Linked DNA regions of Homo sapiens: region 1 is linked to region 2. Evidence: read pairs that join two places in POLR2A ChIA-PET (ENCODE). Cell type or tissue: endothelial cell of umbilical vein. All regions are shown on one strand. Links, peaks and the distances in the headings refer to the core of each region. The heading gives the core; the rest is flanking DNA.

Evidence for each region. Peaks named below come from ENCODE experiments on the same cell type or tissue, not always from the same donor. Only the 100,000 strongest peaks of a DNase experiment are listed, where the experiment ranks them.
Region 1: POLR2A ChIA-PET joins it to region 2 with 5 read pairs; 2 of 35 experiments call an interaction of 5 or more read pairs at or near these places.

Annotation. Positions count from the first base shown.
Region 1 is chr5:53,761,174-53,768,830 of GRCh38, forward strand. No RefSeq gene overlaps it. Among named protein-coding and RNA genes, the nearest start is that of LINC02105, 55 kb to the right of the region's middle. In endothelial cell of umbilical vein, for the core only: no CTCF peak of the experiment used is centred there; no DNase peak of the experiment used is centred there.
Region 2 is chr5:53,111,925-53,119,581 of GRCh38, forward strand. MOCS2-DT (MOCS2 divergent transcript) reads left to right here. Exons shown (of 2, transcript NR_104654.1): 2 at 1,935-3,202. Among named protein-coding and RNA genes, the nearest start is that of MOCS2-DT, 5.9 kb to the left of the region's middle. RefSeq lists an enhancer at 2,219-2,718 and a cis regulatory region at 6,928-7,386. In endothelial cell of umbilical vein, for the core only: no CTCF peak of the experiment used is centred there; a DNase peak (open chromatin) is centred at 3,257.

The sequences.
Region 1 (7,657 bases), core at 1,358-5,357, 650 kb after region 2:
AATCACTTAACTTGAGAACTGCATTTCTGTAAGGAAGGAAAAAAGAAAACACTTTCATCACATAAATATCAGATTGAGAAGAAACATCCTATCAGTGAGACTAAAACCATGTCCAATGCTTACATGCTACTCAGCCTAGCTTGTAGCTTCCACCCAGAGCTCTGGTTTGGAGCTGATTTATATTCTGCTCTTGCTGAGTTTTGATTCTAGAATCAGTGATTTGCCTTCAGTGGCCACATGAGTCACAACCCATATAAAACTTAGGATCAGGAGGAGGGACAGACCTCTGGCTTGTGAGCTTTAAAATTATATGCAGTTTCCTGGGCTGTGGGGAAGATGAGTGAGTTCATGGAAACTCACTCCATTTCATTTTCAGTTAAACATTTTCATTGTTTAATATGAATTCATTTGGATTAGACACATAGGTTAAGTACAAGGCAGGTCCTTCAGGCCCCTCCTTTGCTTAATTTTTCCCAGCAACCCATAGATTGCTACAATTAGTGACATAAATACAGCTTTACCTTTCAAGGAAATAATAATTCCCTTTCTAAAAATTCACTCTGTTTCCTTTACATAATCTTATCAGTACGTAGAATGACATTTCCAGTTTAATAGATGGAGTCAAGCACAGAGATGGGTAGAAAGGGGAGTTACCAAACAGTATACCTGGAGCAGGACTGGAGGACAAATACAAGGAGGAGAACAGTTTGACCAGTGCCCTCTGTCAAATAATCTCTCATTTTCTAGACCTCCTCTCCCTGACCCCACCCCCACATACAAATAAGCAAATAAAACAAGTTAACACAATTCCTTGGATAATGAAAACTGACACCTGTTGAGTATTATGTGCCAAGCAGTCTTCTAGGTCCTAAAATATAATAGATTATTTCATCCTCACAACAACTCTATGACTTACAGGTGGGAGAAGTGAGGCACAAAGAGGTTAATAAACTTGCCCAAGGTCGCAGTCTATTAGAGGCAAGGCAGGGCTTGTGAACTTAAGCTGCAGTACTGTTCTCATAACCATGATGCTGTGGCCCACTGGCACCTGTATTCCACTTTAATGCTCTCTCCTTAAACTTCACAAATGTATACTGTACCAAAAGTATAGGCTTTAGCTAAGACATAAGAGTTGGCATTCATACTGACCAAGATAATTTATAGATTCAATGCTATACCCATCAAGCTACCAATGACTTTCTTCACAGAATTGGAAAAAACTACTTGAAAGTTCATATGGAACCAAATAAGAGCCTGTATAGCCAAGACAATCCTAAGCAAAAAGAACAAAGCTGGAGGCATCATGCTACCTGACGTCAAACTACACTACAAGGCTACAGTAAACAAAACAGCATGGTACTGGTACCAAAACAGAGATATAGACCAGTGGAAGAGAACAGAAACCTCAGAAATAACACCACACATCTACAATCATCTCATCTTTGACAAACCTGACAAAAATAAGAAATGGGGAAAGGATTCCCTATTTAACAAATGGTGCTGGGAAAACTGGCTAGCCATATGCAGAAAGCTGAAACTGGATCCCTTCCTTATGCTGTATACAAAAATTAACTCAAGGTGGATTAAAGACTTAAATGTAAGACCTAACACCATAAAAACCCTAGAAGAAAACCTAGGCAATACCATTCAGGACATAGGCATGGGCAAAGACTTCATGACTAAAACACCAAAAGCAATGGCAACAAAATAGACAAATGGGATCTAATTAAACTAAAGAGCTTCTGCACAGCAAAATAAACTATCAGCAGTGTGAAAAGGCAACCTGCAGAATGGGAGAAAATGTTTGCAATCTACCCATCTGACACAGGGCTAATATCCAGAATCTACGAAGAACTCAAACAAATTTACAAGAAAAAAACAAACAACCCCATCAAAAAGTGGGCAAAGGATATGAACAGACACTTCTCAAAAGAAGACATTTATGCAGCCAACAAACATATGAAAAAATGCTCATCATCACTGGCCATCAGAAAAATGCAAATCAAAACCACAATGAGATACTATCTCATGCCAGTTAGAATGGCGATCATTAAAAAGTCAGGAAACAACAGATGCTAGAGAGGATGTAGAGAAGTAGGAACACTTTTACACTGTTGGTGGGAGTGTAAATTAGTTCAAGCATGTGTGAAGACAGTGTGGTGATTCCTCAAGGATCTAGAACTAGAAATACCATTTCACCCAGCAATCCCATTACTGGGTATACACCCAAAGGATTATAAATCATGCTACTATAAAGACACATGCAGAGGTATGTTTATTGCGGCACTATTCACAATAGCAAAGACTTGGAACCAACCCAAATGTCCATCAATGATAGACTGGATTAAGAAAATGTGGCACATATACACCATGAAACACTACGCAGCCACAAAAAAGGATGAGTTCATGTCCTTTGCAGGGACATGGATGAAGCTAGAAACCATCATTCTCAGCAAACTATCACAAGGACAGAAAACCAAACACTGCATGTTCTCACTCATAGGTGGGAGTTGAATGATGAGAAGACACGGACACAGGGAGGGGAACATCACACACCTGGGTCTGTTGGGGGTGCGGGGCTGGGGGAGGGATAGCATTAGGAGAAATACCTAATATAAATGACGAGTTGATGGATGCAGCAAACCAACATGGCACATGTATACCTATGTATCAAACCTACATGTTGTGCACATGTACCCTCGAACTTAAAGTATAATAAAAATAAAAAATGTATTCACATAAACTTGTATAAGAATTATCACAACAGTTTTCTTCATACTAGCCCCAACAGAAAAATGGACAATAATTTACAGTATATTAATATAAAGAAATATTACTGAGTAGTTAAAAAAGAACTGTTGATCCACAACAATATGGAAGAACTTAAAAAATGTAAGTCAAAGAAGCCAGACAGATAGTATTTATACAATAAATACTGTGGTATATGAGCTCATTTATCAAATCAGGCAAAACTAATCTTTGGGGAAAAATCAGAATGGTGGTTGTCTCTTAGGGAGTGGGGATGGGAACTGCCTAGAAAGGAACCTTATGGACTGATGGAAGTGTGCATTATATAGGTATATGTGTTTGTCAAAAGCCTTATATACTGATTTGTGTATTTCACTCTATGTAAATTTGACTTGAATAAAACAATTCTATACAAAAAAAAAAAAGAGCTGGCATTAGTACCAGTCTACAATTCTTTATCCTAAAATTCCAAAATTAAAATATTCTAAAATCTAGAAGGGTTTTTGAAGTTTTAGACACATCTAATTTGGCAGCAAAACCTGAATGAAGACTATCTATAGCTTTATTTATCACATTAATGGCAAATATTCACATATTTTGCTATAGAAATAATTAACATATTTAATTACAGATCCTGCTCAGACCCTGCTAAAGGTACTCCATAATATATATGCATTATATTACATTTCTAAAGAAAAACAACAGATTCTGAATTCAAAACACATTTGCCCCCAGGAGTTTCTGAATTTTGGACCTATGGGGTGTACTTTTTTCACCCTCATAACTTAAAAAAGAGAGGTGGTTTAGATCAAGGCCTGGAAGATGCATTCTGACTTATACTCCAATCAAACACACAAGAAAACATGTCCAGAGAAATTTTATAATTTAAATAGTACCATACAGTTAGTAGATGTTTTAGCCAGTTTGCATTTCTATAAAGGAATACCTGGGGCTGGGTAATTTATAAAGAACAGAGGTTTATTTGGCTCATTGTTCTGCAGGCATGGTGCCAGCATTTGCTTTTGGTGAGGGACCCCAGGAAGCTTCCAATCACGGTGGAAGGCAAAGGGGAACAGGTATGTCACATGGTAAGAGAAGGGGGAAGAGAGACAGAGGAAGGCGAGACCAGGCTCTATTAAACAATCTGATCTCACAAGAACTAATAAAGTGAGAACTCACTCATTATCATGGGGAGGTCACCAAGTCGTTCATGAGAGACCCACCCCAATGATCCAAACACCTCTTACTAGGCCCCAACTCTAACACTGGGATCAAATGTCAATATGTAATTTTGGGGGGGAAATATCCAAACTATTTCAGTGGCAAAGCTGGAATTGAGGCCCAGATCTTAAAACCTTGTCCTCCAGAGTTCCTGATATAGCCCTTTGACATGGGTTTTGTGCTTTTTTGGCTTAGGTCAGAATATGGAATGGCTGCAGGTGGCTGACCAGATGCTGGGGCAGGCCATGCCAGAACTGGCTCCCAGAGCAGAAGTTCAGGCCTCTCTAACTTGGAGCTTTCCTGGGGGGAAAAGGGAAGCAGCGGGTGATAACTTCCCGTAAAAGTAGTTACCATGTGTTGCCAGTGAGCTCAAGAATTCTATTTTAATATTGAAATTCCAGCTCTCCTTTACTCCCACCCAGTTTAAACCTGTAGGAATCTGCATTTTAACAAGTGCTCTAGTGAGTCCAGGGCAGAGGCTTCTGACTACACTTTGTTCAGCACAGTCAATATTAATCAGAACTTGAATCCCAGGGCCCCCATGTTGCATGACTCCATGGGCAGCCATTCATATCATAGCCCTTGTGAACGGGACTCCCTGGAGTTATATGTTGCACAGCCTTTATAGCCCTACACTGTGTCCTGTACATCAGCAGACACACTTCCCTTCTATGAATGCCCACTACACTGACCCAGTCCTGGGTGAGGGAATCAGCAAGGGAGGGCCAGTGAAAAAGAGAAAAGTTTATTCAGCTCGGATGTACTTTCTAGAATGTTGCAATCAGAATATGTAACAACAACAAAAAAAGCTATTTTAATATTTTGTGTTTTACAGTTAAATATCATTTTTACATTTATTTCTGGCATTTAAGCCTTTGAAAGATCTTACTCTAGCCTGCTGACATCTTTTCTTCTTCCCTTTTGTGTCTTTCCTTACTCTTTGCCACTTACCTGCCTACCAATTTCCTGCTCAAATGAACTCCACCTTCAATCCCTCCCCTTCAAAAAAAATCATCTACTCACCACTTTCTGATCAGGCCTAACTGTCCAAAACACCCTAGTGTGACCTGGCTTCTCGTTATCCAGTCTGTTTCCTTAGCTAACTCATGGCGGAAATTCAGGCACTGGGGCAAGTGGAGCAGCATATTTAGGGTATTAGAGTATTTGTTTAGGAGTTTTAAAATCACTTTCAAAATCATACCACATATCTGCCTCATTATTCATGAATGTTGATAGAGAACATAATTTCTACTTATTGTATAGGGATTGTTGTCAAGGTTTATTTAGGACTTGTGTTCAAAGCCCTCTCCTCCATAGAAAATGTGCCACAAAACAAAACAAAAAGAGTCTTTCTCAGAGCAAATGATAGCCCCCTCTAAGCTAGATGTGGCTCCATTACCAAATCTTGGTGCTGCATTGTGAACTATTTAGAGGGGAAAGATATAGACCATGTCAATGGACTAGTCAGTGCTCTGGAGAGTATAAACACTCCAGAAGAACGCAAATGTCATTTTCCCTCCAATTGGCTCAGGCCTTTGAGGCCATTAGGCATAAACCATTAACCCTTGGAGTCAAGGATTATGTCATTTGGTCTTGTAAATTATTGGCCCAGGAGTATCTTGTAGATGTCCAACAGGCAGTAAAGGAAAACATGACAGAGCTTCTGAGAACCAGCTCCCAGGGAGAAAAGCAAGGAACAGCCAGAGGAATCACGAGGTGGAGAGCAAATGAGAAGTGGCAGGAGAGTGTTTACGATGGACCAAAGTTCACCCAGGAGCCTCTGCAGCAGAGCATCAGCTAGTACACAGAGCAGAGGGAAAAGCAAGCCCAGGCTTAAGAAAATTTCTGATTAAGTCTTTTGATCCTTTACAAAAAGAAAAACATTTCCTTCTTCATGAAAATATGTTTCCACCTGGAAGAGCAGCTTCACCAGAGACAATTTCTAATGTGAGCTACTGGCATGTATTCTATTCTAGCTACACAGCACCAGCATTCAAGTCCCACTCAAATCCAATCCTGGTCTTAGAACAAAGAAACTGGAGCTTTTCTCTTCCTAGCTATATTCAATGCAAAGCAAATCATACTCTTTAAGTAGAAATGGCTTGTGTTTCTGAAGAACACACAAGTGTTGATCTCCGGTGAAGAAACTTCCTTAGCGGTAAGTTGAATCAACAGAACCTAAATTACTCTAACTTGAAGGGGAGCTATAAATGTCTCTACATATGTTAGGCCTGATTTCCATGACCAAGGACTGGCTAGAAGTCAGATTCTTGCTCACATAGTTTATATTCAAAATATATGCACGTAAAGGCAGCTGTCTTCACTGGTACACTGGACTAGTCCCTAAGTGAAGAAGAGAACATCCATTTATTTTTATGAAACCTTAAATTTGTTAAATTCTTAAGTGACTTATTAAACATTATTTTCATGTCTATAAATGAAAACTGCTTAAGTTTCTAGTTTTCATCCTTTCAGAATACTTGCTGTGTGAAGGATTTCCATGTAACTTCAAAATTCGAGAAATAATTGAGTGCTTTTGAACATTAACTGGCTACACTGTTGATACGTTCTATGTCACAATAATGTAAATTTCCTTACAGTATATATAGTTCAGGCTGATTGATGGGTAGTTTGTTTTCAGTGTTTACTTGGTGAGATGGCTTGGCTCTGTATCCCCACCCAAATCTCACCTCAAATTGTAATTCCCACCTGTCGAGGGAGGGAATGGTGGGAGGTGATTGGATCAAGGAGGCAGTTTCCCTCATGCTGTTCTTGTGACAGTGAGGGAGTTCTCATGAGATCTGATGGTTTTAAAAGCGGCAGTTTCCCTTGCACTGTCTCTTTGTCTGCCACCATGTAAGACGTGTCTTGCTTCCCCTTCGTCTTTTGCCATGATTGTAAGCTTCCTTAGGCCTCTCCAGCCATGCAGAACTGAGTCAATTAAACCTCTTTTGTTTATAATTTACCTAGTCTCAGGTAGTAATCTTTATAGCAGTGTGAAAATGAACTAATACACTTGCTTGAATTGTATTTTGCTTAGATAGAATATTATACATTAAGCGTTCAAATACTTTGTGGTAGAAAGGAAAGGAGCACGTATTAGTTAGCTAGAGCTGCCATAACAAAATACCACAAATTGGTGGCACAACAGAAATTTATTTCTTCACTGTTCTGGATGTTGTAATTCCAAGATCAAGGTGCCGGCAGAGTTAGTGTCTGGAGAGACCTCTCACTTTGCCTTGTAGATGACCACTTTCTCACTGTGTCCTCACAGAGCCTTACTTCTGTACATGTACTCCTGGTATCTTCCTCTTCTCATAAGGATACCAGTCCTGTTTTATTAGGACCCTACACTTATGACCTCATTTAACCGTAATTACCTCCTTAAAGACCCAATCTCTAAATATAGTCACATTGGGAGTTAGGGCACTCTGGCAACAGACAGACATTGATTTAAATCCTAGCACCCACCACTCAATAGCTGTGTGTCCCTGAAAAAGTGTATCCTCTCAATGCCTCATTATCTTTACCTGAATATCAGCATAATAATTGTATGAAGGAACTTACAGAATTTTGTGAAGATTACATGGAATATGTAGAATGCTTAGACTCTAGTCAAGTACATAGTTCTTACTAAATGTTAGCTATTTATGTAAAAAATGCTCTTTAGAAAAAACCTAGAAAGGCT
Region 2 (7,657 bases), core at 1,708-5,707:
AAAATACAGCCCCATCTATAATTTGTGGATATGCAAGCAAAACTGATACCAAAATATTCCAGGCTTATTCCATAGGCTTTGATTTTACTTTTCTTATGAATTCATTAATTAAATCAGTGAATCATCACAATGGTATATAAATTATTTTAGTAATAGCAAAATGACTTTATGAACATTTGCATTTCACTTAAGCTACAATTTTTTGTGAAAACATAGTTGGAGCCACCATTTTCCCAGTTATTTTTACCATAAGGAATCCTATTTGGTTAAGAAAAAAAACAAGTTGAGGCAAAAACATTTCCATTTTGTTTTCAGATTGAAAAAAGACGAGATTCCATGAGACTAGAAATGTAGGAGCATCTCAGACCTTCACAGAACGCTCTGTTAGAAGATGAGAAACATAACGTTGCTTGTGAGAGGTGAAGCCAGCTGGACTTCCTGGGTCGAGTGGGGACTTGGAGAACTTTTCTGTCTAGCTAAAGGATTATAAGTGCACCAATCAGCACTCTGTAAAAACACACCAGTCAGCGCTCTGTGTCTAGCTAAAGGATTGTAAATGCACCAATCAGCACTCTGTAAAATGGACCAATCAGTACCCTGTAAAATGGACCAATCAGCAGGACGTGGGCAGGGACAAATAAGGGAATAACAGCTGGCGCCCCTAGCCAGCAGTGGCAACCCACTCGGATCACCTTCCATGCTGTGGAAGCTTTGTTATTTCACTTTTCACAATAAATCTTAGGGTTGCTTACTTTTTGGGTCCATGCCACCTTGAAGAGCTGTAACACTCACCACGAAGGTCTGAGGCTTCATTCTTGAAGTCAGACTAAGAACCCACCGGAAGGAACCAATTCCAGACACACGTGTAGTAGCAAATTATCAAAAATGTTCATTGCCTTTTCTGAAAAACAATTTTCCCAGAAACACCTGGCAGAATCAGAGTTCATTGTGTCAAAAGAAAAACTTTGGACAAATTAAAATGAGCAAAGAACAATTTGTGAAATGTGCCCCTCTCCCAACCAGAACAGGTTCAAAGAGACTCCAGTGCTGCCACATGATCAAAGAATTATGGACAAAAAAAGCAAATAAATTACAGGAAAAGAAAATGAGGTACAGAAACAGCTGGATTGGTTACAGCTTGGTGTTTACCTTACTTGAACAAGGTTCGAACAGTTGGCTGCCTTTGATGGGCTGCAACACAGTGATTGGTATAAGAGTAGGTTACAGCCTGTTTACACATGCAGTTAGGTTACAATTCACTGTGTGTTGAGAAACCTTTAGGCCAAACTTAAAATTTGTAAGGAGGCAGCTTTAGGCTTAACTTGATTTAAAAGTTATTAGATGTTCCATCAGTCGTTTCGCCAATAGGTAATAGGTTTTTTTGGTTTTGTTTTCTGTGCTATTAAAATAGTATATAAAACTTGTCATCATTGATTCTGATTTATCATGTTACAGTTCAGTCTCTAATTGAACTGAGCCTATTTTTTTCCGTAAAATCCAACCTATTCATCCATTTATACAGATTTTTTAAAATCTAAATATTTTATATCAAATTGCTAAAAATGTTTAGTCACATTCTTTTTCTATTGCTGCCCATATATTTTCTGCCATCATTTTCAGCTGCTAAATAGTATCTAGTCCTAGATATCTGGTTACCCATTATCAGGAACTCTTCGTGAAATGCTTTAGTGACCTTGTTTAAGTCAGTAATAAAGTTGAGATTTATAATCATATTCTATTACCAAAAAAAATACAGGTAATAGATTTTCAAATGTCAGCCCATGTCTACTCCTTTATTTCCCAGTGTGGCAGAATTTTTGAACAGTGAAAATATTTCTGTCTGAGGAAGTTTGGACTATGTGGTGTGAGATCCGTAGACATTGGACTAATGTCATTAACATATTTTAATATTTAAATTTCTTATTAAAAAATAGATAATGCAGTAGTTACTTTTTGAAGGACGACCGAAGCAGGATATTTCCCTGACCCCTTCATGGGACCCACGTCAGAGGTGTTTACTCAGCCTGCTGCCCACAACTCCTCACAGGAGGGAGCGCACAAGTGAACGAGGGTGAGGACTGGAGAGCACCAGCACTGGAACAACCCGGCCACTTCGGCGCTACTGGGATCAAACTCCATCACTTGGACACACTGTGTTCCACCCCTCGTGGGAGGGAGCATGCAGGTGAGAGGATGCAGGAGTCAGGGTGAGCACTTTTGGGCTCCAGCAGGAGCAAACTCTGTGCAGGGCCCTGCAGCAGTGACTGAGGGGCGGCCTGTGACTCCCAAAGCCCCAGAGGACATGCTACAGTGCTCTTTTAGCTCTACCATCCGTAGGTGGCTTAAGTGTAAACAGCTCAGTGGGCCCTTTGCCTTTTTGCGTGAGGCAGCTGCCCTAGGCAAGAGTAAAGGGCCAGTGTCACAGCCTTCTGTATCTGCACTCATGACTCCTGAGCTCTTGTCCTGCATTCAGGGAAAATGAGGTTACACAAAAGAATTCACAGATGGTAAATGCGGGGTATTTTATTCCCAGTGAAAGTGGCTCTCAGCAGGAAGGAGAGCAGAAAAGGGGATGGGCTGGGTAGGTAACCTTCCCCTGAAGTCCTGCCATCTCTGGCTGGATTTTTCTCCAAAGTTACACCATCAAAATGTCCCTCTGAAATCAAGCCACTTCTCTCTGACATCCAGCCGTAGTCCCTCACGTCCAGTTGCTTCTCCTCTCTGCTGGCTGAGTCTGTGGTCTTTATAGCACAGGATGGCGGGCAGGGTGGGCCATGGGTAATTTAGGAAAAAGCAACATTTGAGCAGACAAAAGGGAGAGAAGTTCTCTACTTTGGGCTGCGGTTTCAGGCTTTTTGGCTTGAGGGTGGGGTTTTGTCAGGGACCCTCCCTTTTCTGCCTAAAATTTCTCTGCCTCCTGCCTCTATCACTGTATCACTAGTTTGAAGTAAACCCATCTGGAATTACTGATTTTAACAAATCACACAGAATTTCAAGCACCTTTCTATGCAAATGACTTGTGAAGACATAGAGTATAGTATGCCGTTAACAAACAGCCCAGCAGTGTGCCTTGCACCTTGTAGGTGTACAAAATATTAAGTCAATTTTATAATTGAAGGAGGTAATTTTAAAATGCTACATCCATGTTGTGTAATTTTATTCATTGGTCATTTTAAATAAAAACAAAAGCCAGAATAAACCATATATATTGTACTTGTTAGTTTATTCAAGGAAATTTAGGTCAAAAGAAGCACACCTCCTTGTGGTTAGTTATTCCAACTGCAAATCATTCACCTTAAAATGAAAGAACATGGCTATAGGAGCTTTTTGCAAATATGTTCTTCACTGATGATTTTCTAAAATGTATATATCAAATCCCCCAGTTTCAGATGCCAGAGGAAAGCCAGATCTTGTAATTTCATTTCTGCAAAAATCTAAGATATGCACAACAAATGGATTTTAGAAACAGAAAAATATACCACACAGATGTTGAACAATGAAAACCAAAGCTCTTTTTTTTTTTTTTTTTTGAGATGGAGTCTCACTCTGTCACCCAGGCTGGAGTGCAGTGGTGTGATCTCAGCTCACTGACACGGCTGCCTCCCGGGCACAAGTGATTCTCCTACCTCAGCCTCCCGAGTAGCTGCGATTACAGGCATGTGCCACCACGCCCGGCTAATGTTTTTGTATTTTTAGTAGAGACGGGGTTTCACCATGTTAGCCAGGCTGGTCTCGAACTCCTGACCTCAGGTGATCCGCCCACCTCAGCCTCCCAAAGTGCTGGGATTACAGGCATTAGCCACCGCTTTTAAGGAGCATATTGTGGGCTCTAGAAAGCTCCTAAAACTGCCTTTTCAGATGTGTTAAGAAGGAGAGCTGTGGAAAAAAGTCTGCAATATCTCACCAAAGGGAAGTTGGTGAAGCAGAAGTCTTCATTAAAATAGAAATAAGAACTGAGGCAGTGAAGGTAAGAAAGGGCCTGAGCCCAGAGTCCTTGGTGGATGGCCCAGGTAAGGTTCTTCTAGTCTTAACAGTGCTCGGTAAGGAAGCCACATCTACCTTTTATTAGCCTTTCAGCTCTGGCCGTAGAAATGATTGATGCCTGAGTATAGGGCAAGAGTATAAACTGAGCTACATCTCCTTAAAAGTAGCAGAATTCAGAGGTCCAAGTTGAACTAAGGATTGAGGATTATCTGAATCTCAAGTTTATTCCTGGACTGAAAGAGAATATACCTGGTGATGTGATGTGTTATGAACTGCATGTCTGTGTCCCCCCAAAATGCATAGGTTAAAATCCTAACCCCCAAGCTGATGGTATTTGAAGGTGGGCATTTTGAGGTAATTAGGTCATGAGGGTGGAGCCCTTATGAATGGGATTAATGCCCTTATAAACGCGACTCCAGAGAGCCTGCTTACACTCTCTTCTATTTGAGAATACTGCAAGAAAGTTGTCCATTGGCAACTCGGAAGAACCCTCACTAGAACCCAACCATACTGGCACCCTCATCTCAGACTTCCAGTCTCCAGAACTGTGAGAAATAAATTTATGTTGTTTATAAGCCAACCAATCTATAGTACTTTGTAATGGCAGCCCAAACTAAGACACTAAGTAAACCCAGACTGAAGACCTTTAACAAAACTGCAAATGAGAAACAGCCCAGTTTGGCTAATGGAGGATGTCTTCCAAGTCTATTCTCACCCTACCCCATGCCCTTGGGCTACAGATAACTCTTCACTGCACTTCAGGGGTCAGCACAATTTTTTGTAAAAGGCCAGACTGTAAATATTTAGACTTCCCAAGCCGTGTGATCTCTGTCACAACTACTGAGCTCTGCTATTGCACATGAAAGCAGCCAGAGGCAAAGAGCAAAAGAGTGAGTGTAGCTCTGCTTCAGTGAAATTATTTGCAAAAAGAGGAGATGGGCCAATTTGTCCCACAGGCCATATTTGCTGACCATTGCAGTGTAGTTCATAAAGTAAGGAAAAGAGAAAAGAAGTAAGGGAGAATTCAGCCACATTACCAGCAGGATAACTAGGTTTGGACAAATAAGTTTCAGTAAAATGAGAAACAAACAGGAAAAACATAAACCAGTTTAAGGAGGGAAAATATATATTTCAGCCCAAAATAAATAAAGCTAATATGAAAAAGGTAGTGTGCAAATAATAGACCAAAGGATATGTTCTAGTGGAAAGCAAACCTCCTCCCAAAGGGAAAATTCCCTAGTGTACTTCACACCCCAAGAGTTTACAAGGACACTAATTTGTATAAGAAGACTTTGAGGATAAGATAAAATCATAACATAGAAATAAAAAGTTATAAGAAAGTATTAAGGACTAATATGATAACAATTACAGAAGAAAGCAATAAATAAATGAGAAAGAGGAAAAAAATGCCACCACTGGTAGAGACTCATTATTGCTTGAGAACAGCACTGTCCCGAAGAACTTTCTGCAGTGATCGTGATGTTCTGTAACTGTGCTGTTCAATACAGTATCCACAAGTGCCTACTGAACACTTAAAGTGTGGTTAGTGGAGTCAAGGAATTGAATTTTAAACTTTATAATTTATTTAATGAATTTAAATTCAAATAGCCACACTTGGCTAGCAGCTATTGATTCAACTGCAGTTCTGGAGGAAACACTGGAGTCAATTTCAATGAACACAGAAAAAAAGAAAATAGGTTAAACAAATACAGATAACATGATAAAGGGAGAATAGATACAAAACCCACAGAATATAAAGTTAACCTGTGTCCCTGAGTAAGAATAAGCAAATGGAATATGACATACATTTTAGGTTATAATAGAAGACAACTTTCTTAAATAAAGGAGGAATTTACATTACAGATTCAAAGGACAGTGTATTCCGGTAAAATTTAGAAACCTAATGAAATATTTCCTGGTCTTTATTGGATTTTAAGAATAAAATGTCTTCAGGTATCTGGGAAGAATATAAAAAGTTACACCTGAATGAAAATTGAGCTACTTTGTGATTTCTTCACAGTCACATTTATTATCAAAAGGCACAGAACATTGTCTGCAAAATGCTGAGGGAAAGAAACTGAGCCTAAAATGTCTTACATTCAGACATATTATCATTAAGCTATAAAGACAGCAGGCAAATATGAAATAATTTGGGAAATACAGTACACATAGGACTATCTTATGAAACCTTCCATATAATAAAATCTAATCAAACAGGAATTGAAGTGAAAGCCATTGTAAAAAAGACCAATGGCAAACCGAACTATTTAAATATACAACCAAGTTTAAATAAACATGGAAATTATGGTTATAGAATATAAATGCATTTTAACTTAAGAGGTGAATATTACAGTATGCTGAATTACCTTAGGCCTGGTTCCCCAGAAGTACCACCTGAAATGCGAAAACAAAGTCATTTATTAAGGAAATGCTCCCCAGAAATACTGGCAAGGAAGCGGGAAAGGTAAGTAGGGAAAGGGGAGAAAGCAAACAAGGATACAAAGGTGCAATTTCAGGCAAAACTCCAGCAGAGCAGAGATGAGGATTTCTGATTAAACACAGCAGGTTGAGCACCTGTTTACCTCTTCTCCCTCTGAAAAATGATGTTAAAAGGCATAAACCCACAAGGATGAGGAGGCCAGGAGAGAAAACAATAGAAAAATGTTGGAAGCTAGATAGTAGATGGGACAATGCCAGTTCTGGTCATGATGGAGTAGCTGGATTCATGCTTACCTTTTCACAAAAACTGTAAGAAGTGAAAAGATGTATTAAACAACTGTCTTTGATGCAGGATTTTGGCTCCTTTGCTCAGCTAGGTCCAGGTTCTTGTTTCATGACCAGGAAGAATTAGGCACACAGACATCAAAGAGTGAGGGGAGTTGAATTTATGAAGCAAAAGGAAAGCTCTCAGCAAAAAGAGGGGATGTAGGGGTTGGTTCTCCTACCTGAAGACAGGAAATTTCCCCAATATGGCTGAGCTTGGGGCTTTTTATGGGCTCAGAATAGGGAGTGTGCGCTGATTGGTTTGTGAGTATCCAAAAAAGGTCAAAGTGAAGACGCCACTCAAATATGGGCGTGACAGTGTAGAAAACTAATTAGGAAAGGGTAGATATGTGTAAAATAGGTGTAGAATGGGGAACAATCAGAGGAAAGTGCGCCAAATGGGAAGGTGGGTTCTCAATCCAGTTGGAGGATATCCCTAGGACAGTTTCCAGCTTGAAGGTCAGGTTTCACTGGGGACCCACCCCAACTGCCTAGGCATTATCTGCCTTCTGCCACTATCATCGGCAAGCACCTGATAGCAAGGGTTAAAGTTCCTGAGAGAAGGAAAACACACATGGCAAATCTCATATTCATTTTAGCTTTTTTCTTTAAGGACATTTTCTAAACGCTTGCACAGGGAAATCAAGCTAGGGAAAACAGCAGGTAGATTGAAAACAAATTAATGGAGATACATGGTGTAAACACTAACCAAAAAAGCCAATATGACTATATTCACATGGAACAAAATAGATTTTAAGGCAAGATGTAGTATTAGAGAGAAAGCATGATATTATTAATACATAATAATAAAAGGCCCCATTCAAGCAAAAGACATAACAATCCTAAATTAACTCTTTTGGGATTTACTTGTATATCTTGTTAAGCAGGATCAAGCCAGTGTTAGTCTAGG